Regions from separate parts of the Homo sapiens genome. Here region 1 is linked to region 2. Evidence: chromatin loops called from intact Hi-C (ENCODE). Cell type or tissue: B cell. All regions are shown on one strand. Each heading gives the region's core, and the rest is flanking DNA. Links, peaks and the distances in the headings are about the cores only.

Region 1 (4,394 bases), core at 209-4,208, 180 kb after region 2:
GGATTTGTTTTCAAAGTGGTATAGGTTGGCCTTTTGTATGACCCAATCTTGCAAAAGAAATTTCTCCCCTTTTGCTTGTCATGGTGCCCAAAGTATCATCAATAGAGTCACCTCAGTGAATCTTAAAGACTGAGCAAAAAGATTGCTTTCAGGCCTTATACCTTATACCATTGGAAGAATCATTTTAATAGCGTGATTGTATTGAGGTGCTGGTACTCTGGGCTGGGCATCTGGCCTGTCCTCCTCTTCAGACACCCTCTCTTATTCTTAAATACCCCATCTCCTATGTCCTGAGGCTTCTCTGAATTAGAGGCTCCAATGACAAGGTCCTGCCAAGAGATCTGATCTTAGGGGTGAGGTATTGAGAAGAAGAAGAAGTGAGGAAGATGGGTTTTGAAAGAGGTACAGGATCCAGAAATAAACCTCACCACTTTCTCCATTTTCCTAGGATTGGGTCTATGTGAACAAACACGTTTCCATGGTTAACTATTCAACTGAATACTTCTCCTCTGGAGGAATTAAATCTGAAGGTGTTTGGTTAAATGCTTTGGGGCCTCTATGTGACTGTGGGGCCTCTGTGTTCAGAGTCTCTAAGCATTAATGACTCTCAGGGATGGTTGAAGTCAGGAATAACAATTCTGCATCCTGATGATATTGTAAAGATACCACTACTAAAAACGATGTTTCATTACTATTATTTGTATAATCATTCATTATTTCAAAAGCACGTCTGTGCATTCTTTCATTTGATCTTCCCAGTAGCTTCATGTGGATTGCTAAGAATAAGCAATGGGGCTGGGCGTGGTGGCTCATGCCTACAATCCAAGCACTTGAACTCAGGAGTTGAAGACCAGCCTGAGAAACATGGTGAAACCCCTCCTCTACAAAAAATACAAACATTAGCTGGGGGTGGTGGCACGTGCCTGTAGTCCCAGCTACTTGTGGGGCTGAGGCGGGAGGATGCAGTGAGCCAAGATCGCGCCACTGCACTCCAGCCTAGACCCAGTCTCAAAAACAAAAGCAAAACCAAAAACAAACAACAACAAGAAAATCAACTGTAATAAATAAATAACAGCAGGAGCTAGTACATGTAGTGCCTGACATGTCAGGCCTTGCACTGTGTCACATCAGTTATCTCATTCAGTGTTCATATCAATTTGTAAAGTAGCCGTTATTTTTTATTCCTGTTTTACAGATGAGGAAACTGAGGCACGGAGGTTGAATAAGCCACCCCAACTCTCATAGATATTACATGAGTAAGTGGCAGAGCTGGGATTGGAACCAGAGTCTGTCTGCCTTTGAAACCTGTGCTCCCAGTTACAGGTTTCATGGCCTCTCTAGGTATCCAGGCAGTGAAGGAAAAGGGGAATAAGATGCAGTATTCCGGGCAGAGGGAAAAGTATATACAAAGGATATGGACTTTTGGAAGAGCATGACTCATTAGAAGAGTTTCATCCTGCATGGCCAAAGTAGCAAGGAAAACCTTGAAGAAGATGGCAATGATTAAGGTATTTCTGGGTTACAGTGTGTCCTTTATCCTAGGGATATGTGGAAAGTCACGAGGGGGCTTCCTCTGGTTAGGGTTGTAGTTTGGAAAGCTCTCTCTGCTCTGTGGAAAGTTGACTGAATGACTGAGCTTAGAGGGAGGGAGCTGATTAGGAGCCTGTTGTAATAGGCAAGGGGAGAGAGCTTTAGCAGCACGTGAACCAAGTCTATGGTAGGAATGATGGAGAGGAGGGGATGATGCTGAAGATGTTAGTGGAGACAGAGTTGACAGGACTTGGAGATTGAGTGGCTGAAACTCACCAGGGTTAAGGAGGAGCAAAGTGTGAGACTTAGGTTCAGGTCTCAGTGAGTGGATGGGTCACAGGGTTCCGGAAGTGGGGAACCCAGGTGCATAAACTCATCTGAGGGTGAGCAAGGAAAGAAGTTTGGGGTGTCAATGAGTCACCCAAGCAGACATGTCCACTCTCCTGTCCAGGCTGATCAGTGGCTCATCTCTTCTCAAAGTAGCTGTTGCCGCTGTGGGGCAGCTCTCATTCCTCCTGCTTTGATGCAAAACGTATCCTTATGATTTTCACCTTACTTCTGGTTCTGGCTTCACCATCAAGTATGGAAAGTCTTTCATCCTTTATTTAACCTTTCCCAGTGAAGTTTTTCTTCATGCCACAGCCTCCAAGAAGTAAGCTTGCAAACTTGCCTTATAAAGTCTCTTTTTCTGTCTGGTCTGGTCACTCCTGCCCTCTAGTGGTTAGTGCTAGGGCAGCATGGGGCTGGGTACCCACGGGGCCTACTGGGTTCTATCCCAGCCCGTCTTCCCTGCCTTCCTGTCTTTTCCTAGGCTTTCACCAGAATCCCTCTCATCCGCACCTTGTCTTGCCATCAGATTAAGTTTGGCATTGGAGCGATATCCTGTGTCCTGTCCTAATGATTCAAGAGGAAAAGACCTTGAAAATTACATAATCCAGCTCCCCACTTTCACATCTGTGGACCAAAATGACTACAACGGCCTTCTAACCTGTCTGGCTCCTTTCATAGACACATCCTCTAGGTCTATTTCTACACAGTGGCCAGGTAGACCAGATATCCCTCTTGTCTCTAACCCTCCAATGGCTTACTTTCACAATTGGCTTCAAATCAAAATTGATTTCAACATGGCCCTTCATGATCTGACCCCTCTCTGCTTTTCTAAACATTCTCTTACAAGAATCTTGTTCTAACTTCCTGATGGAGCTGGCCATCCCTCTGTTCTTCAAATGTGCCTTGCTTTTTCCTACCTTAGTGCCTTTGCTTATACACTTCTCTCTCCCCATCCTTTATGTTTCAGCCTAAAGATCACTCCTGAAAGAAGTGAAATTGTCTCTGTTTGCTGATGACATGATCTTAAATATAGAAAATCCTAAAGATTCTACAAAAAAAAAAAAACCTGTTAGAACCGATAAACAAATTCAGTGAAGTTGCAGGGTACGAAATCAACACGCAAAAATCAGTAGCATTTTTTTATACTAACAACAAACTAACTGCTAAGGAACTTAAGAAATCAATTTCATTCACAATAGCACCAAAAAATGAAATGCTTAGGAGTAAATTTAACCAAGGAGGTGAAAGACCTTCTTACTGGAAACTATAAAACATTGGTGAAAGAAATTGTAAGTGACACAAATAAATGGAAAGGTATCCCGTGTTCACGGATTGGAAGAATGATATGTCCGTACTAACCAAAATGATCTGCAGATTCAATGCAATCCCTATCAACATTCCAATGTTATTTTTCATGGAAATAAAAAAATCCTAAAATTTGTATAGAACCACAAAAGAATCTGAATAGTCAAAGCAATTTTGAGACAAAAGAAGAAAGCTAGAGGCACTTGAAATCTATTACAAAGCTATAGTAATCAAAACATGGTACTGACAAATACACAATGACCGATAGAACAGCAAAGAGATCCCAGAAATAAACCCACACACTTACAATCAATTGAAATTTGACAAAGGTGACAAGAACACACAATGGAGACAAGACAGTCTCTTCATAAGTGATGTTGGGAAAATTGGATATCCGTAGGCAGAGGAGTGAAGTTGGACCCTTATCTCACATCATACAAAAAAACACCTCAAAATAGATTAAAGACTTAAATATAAGACCTGAAACTATAAAACTACTAAAAGAAAACAAAGGGGGAAAATTCCATGACATTGGTCTGGGCAATTATTTCTTGGACATTGTCCAAGTGTCTCCAAAAGCACAGGCAGCAAAAGCAAAAATAAACAAATGGAATTGCATCAAACTAAAAAGCTTCTGCAGAGCAAAGAAGCAATGAATAAAGATGCAACCCAGAGATTGGGAGAAAATATTTGCAAACCATACATCTGATAAGGGGCTAATATCCAAAATATATAAGGAATTCAAACAACTCTATAACAAGAAAATAAATAATCCAATCAAAAAATGGGCAAGTAAACCAAATAGACATTTCTCAAAAGAAGACATACAAGTGGCTAACAGATATATGAAAAAAATGCTCATTATTACTAATCATCAGGGAAATGCAAATTAAAACCATAATGAGATCTCACCTCACACCTGTTAGAATGGCTATTATCAGAAAGATGTCAGATACAAGTGTTGGAGCGAGTGTAAAGAAAAGGGAAAACTTGTGCACCATGAGTGGGAATGTAAATTTTTTGTCTTTATGATAAAATAATAGAATGACATTATTTATTTCCTTTTATCAAAGAAGCTAATTGATACACAACAGGTGACTTGGTTTCAGGCCCAAAGGTAGCAGCAGCAACATTAATAATGGAAATAATTGAATAGTTATGTATGTAATGCCTGTCACCAGAAGGCTATTTCAAGTTCAGCAGGAATGACTCCATACATATTATTATTT
Region 2 (4,394 bases), core at 289-4,288:
AATGTAGCAAATGATGAGTGTCATGTGAGCATTGCCCAGAAGCAAAGGGCTGCATGTTGATTAATTACAGACAGAAGCTTGAAGGGGGTAGCATCTGAGACAGGTCTTAAAGAAAGAGTATGATTTTGGGTGGAAATAATGGGACAAGGTGTGACCAGTATATACTGTTGTGATCAGGAGCTACACAGACTGGTAAAGCTATTTTTTTTCAACCTAATATGTCCTCCATGCTTGTCCATTCGTTTTCATTTCTTTATTCATTTATTTCATAAATGTGTTCTGAGCACTCTTTTGCTATATTTCATCCATGTGCTAGAACGGAAGACTACAAAGATACTGAAGCTGTATACCTCCTTGGTGTTGCTTTCAGACAGTGGGGAGCAGGTTAAGATACTTTCAACAGAACCCTTCTATAGTAATTCCTACAATAGAGGCTTGAAAAAAAATGCTGGAATTAAGGCATGAACACAGCACAAGGGGAACACAGTTGAGGAATGGCCACCTTTGCTGTGTGAAAATGGGAAAGGCTCTTCCCAAAGCTAAGTCTATAAGGGAGACCTCTAATTTAGCCTTTTTTAAAAAAGGGATTCAAACATACTCCCAGCAGAGGAAATAGCACATTTCTGCTCAAAGGTTTGGAGAAGTGAAAGTGTTTGGAGGTGGCTTAAGGTGTTTAAGAGACATTTCTGGGATAACAGTGCTTGACTTTGATTAATTAGGTGCTAGAATCAGGGAGAGTGGAGGTTTATAGGAGTCTTGAAGATATTGAGATTGGGAAGCTGATAAGTCCATTAAATGAGACGTTTTCAAGCAAAAAGTCTTACATTTTAGTGAAATGCAAAGTTGGAATCCTCTCTGATGGTTTTAGTGATCTGAGTTGCAACCCTTTTAATAAGCCATTTTATGACTCTCTTGTGCTTCTGACATAATAACCATTATTATATTAATTCTAGTATTACATAAATAGCTCTTTCTCTGGTGGTGAAATGAGTTATTTTCTACAACTCAGTAACACTCCCTATCCGTTTTCAGCCCTCTCCAGCCCCTCAATTCGGGTACTTCTTCTCTCAGTTCTATTCCTCCCCTCTCCTAATAACATTGATTTTTCTTCCTTAAAGGCTTTAATCTGATTTTTCCAAATGTTATATGCATACCATTTATTTTGTTCATCCATCCATCCATCCATCCACTCATTCATTCATTTGCTCTCCCAAAGATATTAATGAAAGATCTGCTAAGCCTTGGGGACATACAGAACAATAAGACAAGTTCAGTCACACTCCAGGGCCTCCAGGGTTCATGGGAGAAAAGTATGGAAATGTTGACACCCACCTTTAAGTTGTGTAGGGAAGAGGCGATGATGGGACAGAATGAAATCCCTGATTCTACCAGGGTAAGGTCCGGGGAGTGGTGATCAGGCAGGGGTTCACAGATAAGGTGATGCTTCAGCCAGATCTCTGAGAGGCGTGGGCTTTCACAAGGCAGAGTCTGTGGGAAAAGCATTCTGGGAAGAGGTAGCAGCGGCAGCAAAGTCACAGAAACCCAAATGCTTGAGTTGCTGGGGAAATCCAGGGCAGTTCCTCGTGGGTTTTTCCCTAGCATGCGTTCTATCATCTCTGCTTGCCTCCCTAGCTTCATCTCATTTCCCTCTCCCCTCACTATAAACAACCTCTCCATGCCCCGGCTGAAAACACTGACAGCTGTGGAAGCCTTCACACCATAACCAACACATATTGATATTGTGGGCACACCTGGGAATCGACTAAGCACTATGAAGTTGAGGAGCCAGAGGAAAGGATCACCGCTCAGTGGTTCCCAGTATCTGAACACAGGGTGGCAGTGTCCACCCACCAAGGGGAAAGGCTAATTCACAAGCCTGGTTCCCGGCATTCTCCTGGGAGATCAGGCTCGAATTATCCTGCACGAGGCTGTCTTGCAGTAGCTCAGAATTTTAATGAGGGAGTGGGAAAGCAGATGAGCTTCAAGTGTGACAAATAAAAAAATCTAGTTTTGTTTGGGGAGGAGAAAGAGTGAGTCTGTTTATCTGCACTGGGACCTTGAATCACCAGCCTCTCTCTGTCTGTCTGTCTGTCTCTCTCTTTCTCTCTCATTCTCTCTTGCACACACACACACACACACACACAGAGAGAGAGAGAGAGAGAGAGAGAGAGAGAGAGAGTTTAGATTCTATTTTTCTAGGTTCTATCTTGCCTGTCAAACTTCAGAGATATGTTTTTTAAATTTTATTTTTTAAAGTCTTATTATATTATTATCCTACAAAAATGAATCATCACTAGCAAAGGGTGGACAAGAACTTAGCTAATTCCTGCTAATGCCTTGCTTTCCAGGAACTTTTCCCTTCCATCCATGCTAACTTTTAGGTGCTGTCTTTTCCACTGTGTCCTTTGGTTCTTCTTTAAGACAGCCATTTTTCCAGAAAAATCAGCAGGTCTCTGGCTCTTGGGTTCAACCAGATTTGAGGGATTGATGTAAACACTGTAGAACTTCGTGGGGTTTCTAGGTATCAGTTGCCATCTCTGAAAATGAAGACCTTGGGGAAGTCAAGGTGAATGAGAAAGAGGAAGAATGGCACTATGCTTTATTGAGCAGCTACTGTCAATCTGCACTGTACTAGACAGTAAACTTCAGGTTATTTAGTTCTCAGACACCTTTCCAAAGGCAGAAATATTGTAAGCCCAAGGAAATTATGTGTCATCCTTTATTGGCCTGGCATAAAACATAATTTCATGTCTTCTTGAAATAAAATGAATGAAATGAATGGCTTCAAGTTCCCTTTGATTAAGATGGCCAAGCTGGCCTATGGTTTCATGCCTGAGAGAGGAAGGACAGTTCTCGTGTAAAAAGATAAGGTGGCCGTAGTCTGTCCACCCCGGGAAGCACTGAGGTCAAGGAGACCTGCCACTCTTGCTGAATGTGGCACAGACTCTGCTCACAGTACAGAAACGGTGGATCATATTCACCTGTTAGGGGCCAGTTTCTAAAGTTGGGAGTGGGGAGAGTATCTCTTTCTCTGTTCTAGTGTCCCAGTGCTTCATGTCAAAGCAGACCTAAGCTCTTAATATAATAACAATTGTTACGTTTCTCAGCACAGCAGCCAGAATGATTCTTTTTTTTTTTTTATCATGCCGTGATGTGATCTCAGCTCACTGCAACCTCCGCCTCCCTGGTTCAAGTGATCCTCCTGCCTCAGCCTCCCGAGTAGCTGCGACTACAGGCGTGTGCCACCACGCCCAGCTAATTTTTGTATTTTTAGTAGAGACGGGGTTTCACCGTGTTAGCCAGGATGGTCTCGATCTCCTGACCTCGTGATCTACCCACCTCGGCCTCCCAAAGTGCTGGGATTATAGGCATGAGCCACCAAGCCCAGCCCAGAATGATTCTTTAAATGTAACTTGGATCAGGCTACTTGCTTGCTCAAAACGCTTCAGCGGATCTCCATTTCGTTCATGGTAAAAGCTTAAGTTCTGATGATGACCTACAAGACCCAACAGGATCTGGCCCTTATCACTTCTCTGACCCTCAGCCCCCTCCACTCTCTTTCTTTACTCAGGCCACACTGGGCTTTTCTTGTTTCCCAAATTCCCTCCTGTCCCTCTGCTTTTTCTGGAGTACCTCTCCCAGATGATGACCAGACCGTCTCCCATACCTTTCCAAATTCTGGCTTGAATGTCCTTTTCTCAGTGAAAATAATTGTGACCACCCTATTCAAAATTACAAGCTGTCTGCCCAATCCATTTCAGTTACCCCTTACCTGTTCTATGTTTTCTTTTCTCCTCCCTTCCTTCCTTCCTTCTTTCCTTCCTTCCTTCCTTCTTTTTCTTCCTTCTCTCCTTCTTTCCTTTCTTTCTTCCTTCCTTCCTCTCTCTCTCTTTCTCTCTCTTTCTTTCTCTCTCTCTTTCTCTCTTTCTTTCTTTTTGAGATGGAGTTTCGCTCTTGTTGCCCAGACTGGAGTGCAATGGCACAGTCTCAGCTCACTGTAACCTCTGCCTCCCAAGTTCAAGTGATTCTCCTGCCTCAGCCTCCCAAGTAGCTGGGATTACAGGCATGCACTGCTATGCCAGGTTAATTTTGTATTTTTAGCAGAGATGGGATTTCACCATGTTGGTCAGGCTGGTCACGAACTCCTGACCTCAAGTGATCCCCCAGCCTCGGCCTCCCAAAGTGCTGGAATTATAGGCATGAGTCACTGCACCCGGCCCTATTCTATTTTTCTTTCATTTCATAGCAACCATGACCTTTTAAAAAACATTGAGATAATTCTTATACCAGAAAAATCACCTCTTTGATGTATACCATTCAGTGATTTTTTAGGATATTCACAAAGCTGTGATGATCATCACCACTGTCTAATTCCAGAATATTTTCATCATCCC

Evidence for each region. Hi-C counts contacts between places; a loop is a spot of excess contacts. Peaks named below come from ENCODE experiments on the same cell type or tissue, not always from the same donor. Only the 100,000 strongest peaks of a DNase experiment are listed, where the experiment ranks them.
Region 1: it touches region 2 in a loop (12-fold over the local background); 59 of 110 quality-filtered maps call a loop at or near these places.

What each region holds. Positions count from the first base shown.
Region 1 is chr22:33,016,292-33,020,685 of GRCh38, reverse strand. The region is part of intron 1 of SYN3 (synapsin III); the gene reads left to right. Among named protein-coding and RNA genes, the nearest start is that of SYN3, 40 kb to the left of the region's middle. In B cell, for the core only: CTCF peaks have their summits at 2,055 and 2,262 (motif pointing left); a DNase peak (open chromatin) is centred at 2,245.
Region 2 is chr22:33,200,852-33,205,245 of GRCh38, reverse strand. It overlaps a transcript of LARGE1 not described here. Among named protein-coding and RNA genes, the nearest start is that of LARGE1-AS2, 39 kb to the right of the region's middle. In B cell, for the core only: a CTCF peak has its summit at 1,814 (motif pointing right); DNase peaks (open chromatin) are centred at 645, 1,715 and 2,605; H3K4me3 peaks cover 488 bases; H3K27ac peaks cover 848 bases.